Regions from separate parts of the Homo sapiens genome. Here all the other regions are linked to region 2. Evidence: chromatin contacts called from ENCODE Hi-C data. All regions are on one chromosome and are shown on one strand. The core of a region is the stretch at or near the end of the contact, and the rest is flanking DNA. Distances in the headings are between cores, read along the strand shown.

Region 1 (2,700 bases), core at 201-2,700, 470 kb after region 2:
CTCAAAGAACTAAAAATAGAACTACCATTTGATCCAGCAACACCACTACTGGGTAAACACCCAAAGAGAAATAAATAATTACATCCAAAAGACACCTGCACTTGTATGTCTATCACAGCACTATTCACGATAGCAAAGATACGGAATCAACCTCAATGTCCATCAACAGAGGATTGGATAAAGAAAATGTGGTGTATATTCATGGACACAAGGAGGGGAACAACACACACCATGGCCTGTCAAGGGTTGGGATGCAAGGGAAGGGAGAGCATTAGGACAAATACCTAATGCATCTAGGGCTTAAAACCTAGATGATGGGTTGATAGGTGCAGCAAACCACCATGGCACATGTATACCTACATAACAAACCTGTACATTCACACATCTATCCTGGAACTTAAAATAAAAAAAAATTAAAAAAAAAAAAGAAAATGTGGAATATCTATATACATTGAATACTACTCAGCCATAAATAAGAATGAAATCCTGTCTTTTGCAGCAATGTGGATGGAACTGGAGGCCATTATCCTCAGTGAAATGACTCAGAAACAGAAAGTCAAATACTATATGTTCTTGCTTATGAGTGGGAGCATGACAATGGGTACACATGGACATACCGAGTAGAATAATGGACACTGGAGACTACAAAAGGTAGGAGGGTGCTGAGGGCTGAAAAACTACCTATTGGGCACAATGTTCAGTATTTGGGTGATGGGTACACTAAAAGCCCAGACTTTACCACAACACAATATATGCATGTAAGAAACCTGTACTTGTACCTCCTAAATATATTGTTTAAAAAGTCAACTGACTGTAGATATTAATTGCATTTACAAAATACCTTCACAGCAACATCTAGACCAAGTATGTGACCAAACAACCGAGCACCACAGCCTACCCAGTTGAGACAGGAAATTAACTGTTAGAGCCCTGCCTCCTGTCTTTGGTTCATCTTTTATCAGACTTTCCCTTGACCTCTGGTTCCAACTCCACTGGCCTTAACCTTCCTAAAATGCCCCATCCCCTCTGGTGGGGGGCAGGTGTTTGTACACACTAGTGTCTCTCCTCCCTCCTTGCCAGGTTAACTCCTACAGATGCATGGATCTCAGCTCCAGCATTAGTTTTTCAATATCAGTTCCCACACCTACCAATGATATTACAGGTGTTCCATGTGCTGGTGATATTACAGAATGTTCCATGTGCTGGTGAAAAGAATGTATATTCTGTAGTTGTTGGGTAGAATCTCTGTAAATGTCTATTAAGTGCTTTTGGCCTAAAGTTATATAAGACAGCCAAAGCATTGGCTGTCTTTTCATCACAGCATTTGACCCCCATGGTGACATCTTTCGTGTGATTCTGTGATTAATGTGGGCAGAATCATGTCTGCTTGGCTCACCACAGCATTCTCGCACTCTGCCTGGCAACAGCAGATGCTCAGGAAACGTCATCTGTGTGATGAAAACCCCTGAACTCCTCAGGGAGAGCTGCGTTTGGCATGATGGAGCCAAGCACAAGTTGCTTTCAGTGCAGAATGTCCCCGGCGACCTGGCAGCACAGCTCAGAAGACTCAGAATCAAAGCTTTCACATCAGAAATGCAGATGCAGTGGTGGGGAGAGCTCTCTTTGTAGCAGGCCCTTCATGAAAACTCTGAACTCCAAAGTTGTCTGTAGCCTACAGTCCAGGCTCCCAGAGGGACCCTTTCAGGAGACTGCCCTCTTGCCCCACCAGCCTTAGAACTGCCGGAGTGTTTCTGGCAGGTCACCCTTTGCATTTGGCCTGCATTTAAATGCTCTGTTTCAGCCCCAGTGCAAACACACAAGGACACATCTGCCTTGCATGAAACTCCACACAGATCTCTGTGAATGGGTGTTCCCCATTCCTGTTTGGAGCTTTGGGGTGCTGACTGATGCCCCACAAAGAACTCAAACCAGCTGATGTTAATGGAGAGGGAGGGAAGCCACCTTCCCAGAGACTCTGCTCCAGGCCAGAATTTCCACTAGAGTCCTGGAGTGATGTGGGGGCAGCTCAGGGGTCAGGCAGCTGAGGCTCACATCCTGGCTCTACTATCTAAGAGCTGTGTGACCCTGGGTGAAGTACTTAACCTCTTTGAGCTTACATTTAGTCACCTGTAAAACAAAGCTTATAATGATCACCACCTTGATGTGATTCTGAGGATTAAATTTGAGTCTCTGTGAACAGTTCTCAGAGCAGTACCCGGCACACTGGTGGCCAACACATTTTAAATATACATACACATACATATAGACAGATAGATACACACACACACACACACACACACACACACACACACACACACACATCTCCATCCAATAATACACATAGCTTATTGAAAGATAATGTTCCTCTTGCTGTTCATTCTCTTCTTCTTCCTCCAGGGTAGTATTTCTAAAATGAGAATTGGATCATGCCACTTAAAATTCTTCCTGGATTCCTGCATTTCTCTTGGAGTCAGCTCTCCCTATACCTACAAGAACTTACATATCCCTTCTCAAGCTTTCAGCACACATCACCCTCTTTGTCATCCTATTTGCTCCATCTCACAGCCTTCTTGGTTTCTTGAATTTAAGATCTTTCCACCTTGAGGTCTTCATAAAACATGTTCTTTCTACTCTGTTTCCCTCCTTTACTTTCCTGGGAAATCCCCCTCTACTCCTGGTGTGAAATGCCTGATCTGGTCG
Region 2 (2,700 bases), core at 49-2,548:
CAAGTGATGAGCAAACACATGATGTCCAGAGGACAGGAGTATGAGTTCTCTCCACAAGTTTTGTTGTTTTTTTTTTTTTTTTTTTTTTTGAGACAGAGTCTTGCTCTGTTGCCCAGGCTGGAGTGCGATGGTGCAATCTCGGCTCACTGCAACCTCCACCTCCCAGGTTCAAGTGATTCTCCTGCCTCAGCCTCACAAGTAGCTAAGATTACAGATGCCCACCACCACGCCCGGCTAATTTTTGTATTTTTAGTAGAGATGGGGTTTCACCATGCTGGCCAGGCTGGTCTCGAACTCTTGACCTCAGGTGATCCACCTGCCTCAGCCTCCCAAAGTGCTGGGATTACAGACATGAGCCACCGTGCCCAGCCTCCACAAGCATTTGAGCTGGGCACTGGCAAGTAAGAGAATGCAAGACAGACAAGGCAGGAGGGGGTAGCAGGAAGGAGAAGAAATATGCAAAGAGACAGGTGAGAAGTTCAGAGAGGCCGGGGCAGGTGCTAAGGATTAGAACCACCGGCGAGCGCGCTAGACACGGGTCCCAGGCCAATTAGATCAGGACCTCTGGAAGAAAGGTCTGATCGTGGGTAGGTGAGTTTCACCTGCAGCCCGAAATGAGGAGCAGGGGATTGGAGCTCAGCGGGAAGGGCACAGCCAGAGATGAGGTTTGTTGGAGGGAAGGAGGCAGGAATAACAGTCAGGCTAAGAAGCTGGGTATTCTCCTGCCAGGTCATGAGGGACATCAGTGTGACTCTTGTACATAGGGAGAAACACGATTAGGGAATCTTTGGGTTTGCAAAGTGGAGAGAGAAGAGTGGCAGAAGGCCCAGAGCCCGGGAGAATCTGCAACAGTCTGGATGAGGGCTTGAAGGAAGGCTGGGGCGGTCAGAACAGAGGGAGCGCTCCTCAAACCGGCTCAGATTTGGGAAATGAGGACGAGGTTCTGTAACTTGCCCAGAGTTGGGGACAGGGTCTATACGGGGTGGAACACCGAGAACAGATCCCGGCCAAGGATCCTCTCTCCAGTGCATGCACCATTCCTTCTCCTTCGCCTCTCCCTCCTCCACGACCAGCCAGGTGAAACAATTAGGGAGAAGGGATATTCTGATTACTTACTTACTTCAGTGATCCTCTGACCACACCAAGTGGCGACTTTCCAGGAAAGTTCTGATTCAGCACGCTCACACCCAAGCCCCGCCTTCCACCCTGAGGAGGCAGGTGGGCAGCCTGTAAGGCGCCATTCCCCAGCACCCGCAGCGGGCACTGTGGCTGCACGCCGCCCTCGGAAAGCAAGGCTGCACCAGCTGCTCCACAAAGCCCCTCCCTCACCAGCCCTCGCCTCCTCCCGGCAAATGTTGGGTTTGCCATCTGGCCACGAGGTGGCAGCCTTTCCCATGAAATCTGCTTGGAGGTGGGCCCGGCGCCTCAAAGGGATTTAGGGAAGTCGCCGAGCAGCCAGAGACTGCGAGGAGAGCCCTGGACTCCTGAAAGAGGCCCGTGGAATCGGTTCCAGGAAAAAGATTCCAAAGAAGACCAGTCCTGGGACCAGCCAGACTGGACTGCGAGCCTGCCTCCACCATTTGCCCACTGAGTACATTTCCACCTGGACTTCCTGAGCCTCACCTTTCCCATTTGTAAAATAGGGATAAAAATAACTGCTGTATGGGATTATTTGGAAAGCCTAATAAAAACAATATATGTAAAGTCCTTGGCAAGGGCCCAGCATTTAACAAATGCATATTAAATGGTAAGCTATTATTAAAGGAAAATTGTGGAATTTGGGGGTTATCGTCTTTAGATTAAAAAAAAAAGCAAAACAAACAAAAAAAATCCTTCACTTTCACTCCCAACCACACCTTTCTAGCTAAGCCTGGGCTTCTTATCTAACCTCCGAAGCCTGGGTTTCCTCCCCTGTGTAGTGGAGATGATACTGCCATCTGGCAGGGTTGCTGTTGTAAACACTCAGCCTCCCTCAAGGGGATGTCTACTGATTGGCAACTAACTTTTCTTATTCTCAGCCTTCAGTGAGAGCTGAAGTGTGATCCCAGCCTGAAGCTTGACCTGTTCAAGAGTAAGGAGCTCCACCCACCCCATCCTCCCACTTCAAGAGCTGCGTAAAGCCCTGGGGACTTGCTCTTCTAGAAGGCTCCAGGGAAGAGAGGACAGAAGAAGCAAAGCCTATACCCTCTTAGGGACAGTCTACCCAGTAGCCACTCTTCCAGAGATGATCAGTGTCCCTGAACTGAGCCCAATTCCAGGGGCAGTAAAAGGGATGTCCTTACACTCATGCATTCATAAAACGCTTCTATCCAAATTAATTGCTGTTATTTGAACTTCCCAGCCACTCTGTGAAACAGTGTGAAAATTGAGCCTTAGAGAGGACACACCACAGATCAGGAACAGGCCCCTCCCAGGTGGCTGGGAATCTTCGGTTCTCAGTCAGCTCTCTGGCTGTTTCCATTCCCAGGCCACTCCCTCAACAATCCCTTATCTTGGTCTTATCTCGGCCACATACATATAGATTTTGTTCTCAGGCTAGAGCCTTTGGCCAGAAGGAATCTGCCCCACTAGCTATTAGTCAACCAGTGAACATTTAGGAAACATCTATTACGTAGAATGCTGCAATGAAGATGGAGAAAGTGAACACAAGCTGGCTTCTGCCCCCAAGCAGCATCTCTGTATTAATCAGGAGAGGTGCAG
Region 3 (2,700 bases), core at 111-2,610, 410 kb after region 2:
CCCTGACAAATCCCTGTTGGGAATTTGGGAGGCCGAGGCGGGCGGATCACAAGGTCAGGAGTTCGAGACCAGCCTGGCCAACATAGTGAAACCCCATCTCTACTAAAAATACAAAAAATTAGCCGGGCGTGGTGGCGGGTGCCTGTAGTCTCAGCTACTCGGGAGGCTGAGGCAGGAGAATCACCTGAACCCAGGAGGTGGAGGTTGCAGTGAGCCAAGATCGCGCTACTGCACTCCAGCCCGGGTGACAGAGTGAGACTCTGTCTCAAAAAAACAAACAAACAAACAAAAATCATTATTAAATCTTAGCCTTTGAAACAAAATAATGGGAAAATGGCTCTACTGTGACAAAAGTAGAGGAAAAAAAAGGAAAAAATAGTAACAACCTAAGGTTCACACTAAAAGAAATGATGATATAGTGGTCCCAAGCCCCAATGATTAGTCTCCTGGAGAGATATTTAAGGATTTCAGGGGAGAGAAGGGGGCTCTGAGGGTCTTCCTCATTATCTACTGGGCCAGACTGAACTGGTGCCAAGTGGGAGGTGGAGAGCTCTGGAGTTGTCAGGGTGGGGCTGGACGCATCCTGCCTGGAACTGGCATAACCACAGGCATTGGCCAGAGTGGCCCATGGCCTTTTTGCCTTTGCATTTATTTATTTTTTGAGATCGGGTCTTGCTCTCTCACCCAGGCTGCAGTGCGGTGGTGCAATCACAGCTCACTGCAGCCTTGACCTCCAGGGTTCAAGTGATCCTCCTGCCTCAGCCTCTCAAGTAGCTAGGACCATACATGTGCACTACTATGCTTGGGTAATTTTTTATTTTTTGCATAGATGGAGTCTGAATATGTTGCCCAGGATACTCTCAAACTCCTGGGCTCAGGCGATCCTCCTGCCTTGGCTTCCAAGAATGCTGGAGTTACAGGCGTGAGCCACCATGCCTGGCTTTCTTTTGCTTTTAATAATAATGGTGGATACGTGTTAATCCCTTAGTAGAGGCCAGGCATTGTGCTACCCTATGCTAAGCAGTTAACTTGCATTCTCTTATTTAATCCTAACAACCCCCAGGAAGGAGGCACACTTTTTCCTCCATTTTTCAAATAAAAGACTTAAGGGTCAGAGACTTTAGGTGTTCAGCCTGAAGTCTTAAGGGACTTGAGGGAGGAAGGGTTTGTTATTCCTCTAGGTGCTGGTTGCTCTAACCTGAATGCTGAGTCGTGACCACTAGGTGGCGATAGAGCCTCGCAGTAACAAAAAGTTCCTGGGATTTCGGGTAGGCAGCAAGCGGAGACCTCAGGCCCCACTGCAGCAACCCCCTACTCCTGTAGCACAGCCCACACTCTCTCGGCTCTGTCTTTCATGTCCCGGAGCCAGCACGGTGGGAGAGCTGGTTTGGGTGGAAAACTGACCCGGATTTAAATCCTAGCTCTGCCACTTACTGGGCTTCTAATATGAGGCTTCTCATCCCTAAAACAGGAGTGAGGATCCAATGAGACAAAGACCTTGGCAGTGGACAGGATTGTAGAAATCAAGACTCAGAGAGCATGCACTGCATTGCATTCAAAGAGCACACCCACGCGGTGTTTTAAAATGGCCAACACTCAAAAACTTAGATATCTCACATAGAAACCCCGGTGGTCCCGCTTCTCTTGATAATCTATATTCCCACATGGCAGTGTCTGCTGGAGCTGAGGTCAGCCACTCCTTTGGATGGGGCTCCACCCTTTAGGCTACTGTAGCCCCCACCACTCCCTATGGGGACTCCAGCCCATTTTCCCCATGTCTGTTACCTATGTGGCCATTTGGCCTTGCTGGCATGTGAGTCTGGCCTTCTCACAAGTCTCAGTGCCAAGGAACAGTGAAGTCTGTCCCCATTCTGGGGCAAGGAGGGGCTCAGGTGGGCTTCTCTGTGTATTTGCCCTGGGGCCTGGAATAGAATCTTCATGTGCCCTCATCACCATTTGTGATTATGGCTGTGCAGATGAACAACATCAGGCATGGACAGAATGGAGACCATGGAATCTAGCCTGCAGGTCCCTGCTGGGAACCCAGGCTGACATCCTCACTCTGAAGCTGGTCAGTGGGCCTTAGTGAGCCAAAAGCTGGTGGCTGCCAACTCCCCCAGTTAGAATAGCTTTGGCTGGGCTCCCTGACTCTGGCCCTGAGGCCAAGGTGGCCTTCCTGGGTGGCTAGAGGTTATTGTACTGATGCTGAGGAGGAGATCTCATTTTTTGTGGTTGGACTGGCCTCCTGGCCCCCTCGGCTGCTGGTCAGCTCAGGCTGTGCCCTCCATTAACCCCAGCCCTCCCACATGGCTTCCATGCAGGCTGATGGGGCCTCCTCCTCCCCAGGGCTTCCTCGCTGCTCAGCCTGAGAAAATGATTCTGAGGCACAGGTCATGTCTCAGCTCAAACACCACCTCCTCCTCCAAGGTCCTCCAAGCAAAAATATTTGCTCCTGGTGGGCACAGTGGCTCACACCTGTAATCCCAGCACTTTGCGAGGCCAAGGTGGGCAGACTGCTTCAGCCCAGGAGTTCAAGACCAGCCTGAGCAACATGATGAAACCCTGTCTCTTCCAGAAAAAAACAAAAATTAGACGTTGTGATGCACACCTGCAGTCCCAGCTACTCAGGAGGCTGAGGTAGGAGGATCACTTGAGGCTGGGAGGTGGAGGTTGCAGGGAGCTGTGATCATGCCACAGCAC

The links. Hi-C counts contacts between places; a loop is a spot of excess contacts on that map. Pooled maps may share reads with other maps.
Region 1: a loop to region 2 is called in a pooled map, with 2.8 times the contacts of the local background. The contact joins two enhancer-like sites. A Hi-C loop is called at or near these places in 8 of 37 single-sample maps with no recorded cell type and 7 of 50 pooled maps.
Region 3: a loop to region 2 is called in a map of naive thymus-derived CD4-positive, alpha-beta T cell, with 24 times the contacts of the local background. The contact joins two enhancer-like sites. A Hi-C loop is called at or near these places in 14 of 168 maps with a recorded cell type or tissue (A673, CD4-positive, alpha-beta memory T cell, GM12878 and 10 more), 35 of 37 single-sample maps with no recorded cell type and 23 of 50 pooled maps.

What each region holds. Positions count from the first base shown.
Region 1 is chr5:168,733,386-168,736,085 of GRCh38, forward strand. All of the region lies in intron 20 of SLIT3 (slit guidance ligand 3), which reads right to left. Among named protein-coding and RNA genes, the nearest start is that of SLIT3-AS2, 28 kb to the left of the region's middle. Within about 2 kb of position 1,451, at least 5 of the 41 ENCODE cell types and tissues checked have a DNase peak (open chromatin) inside an H3K27ac peak, as active enhancers do.
Region 2 is chr5:168,268,158-168,270,857 of GRCh38, forward strand. No RefSeq gene overlaps it. Among named protein-coding and RNA genes, the nearest start is that of WWC1, 22 kb to the right of the region's middle. Within about 2 kb of position 1,299, at least 5 of the 41 ENCODE cell types and tissues checked have a DNase peak (open chromatin) inside an H3K27ac peak, as active enhancers do.
Region 3 is chr5:168,678,416-168,681,115 of GRCh38, forward strand. The region is part of intron 32 of SLIT3 (slit guidance ligand 3); the gene reads right to left. Among named protein-coding and RNA genes, the nearest start is that of SLIT3-AS2, 27 kb to the right of the region's middle. Within about 2 kb of position 1,361, at least 2 of the 41 ENCODE cell types and tissues checked have a DNase peak (open chromatin) inside an H3K27ac peak, as active enhancers do.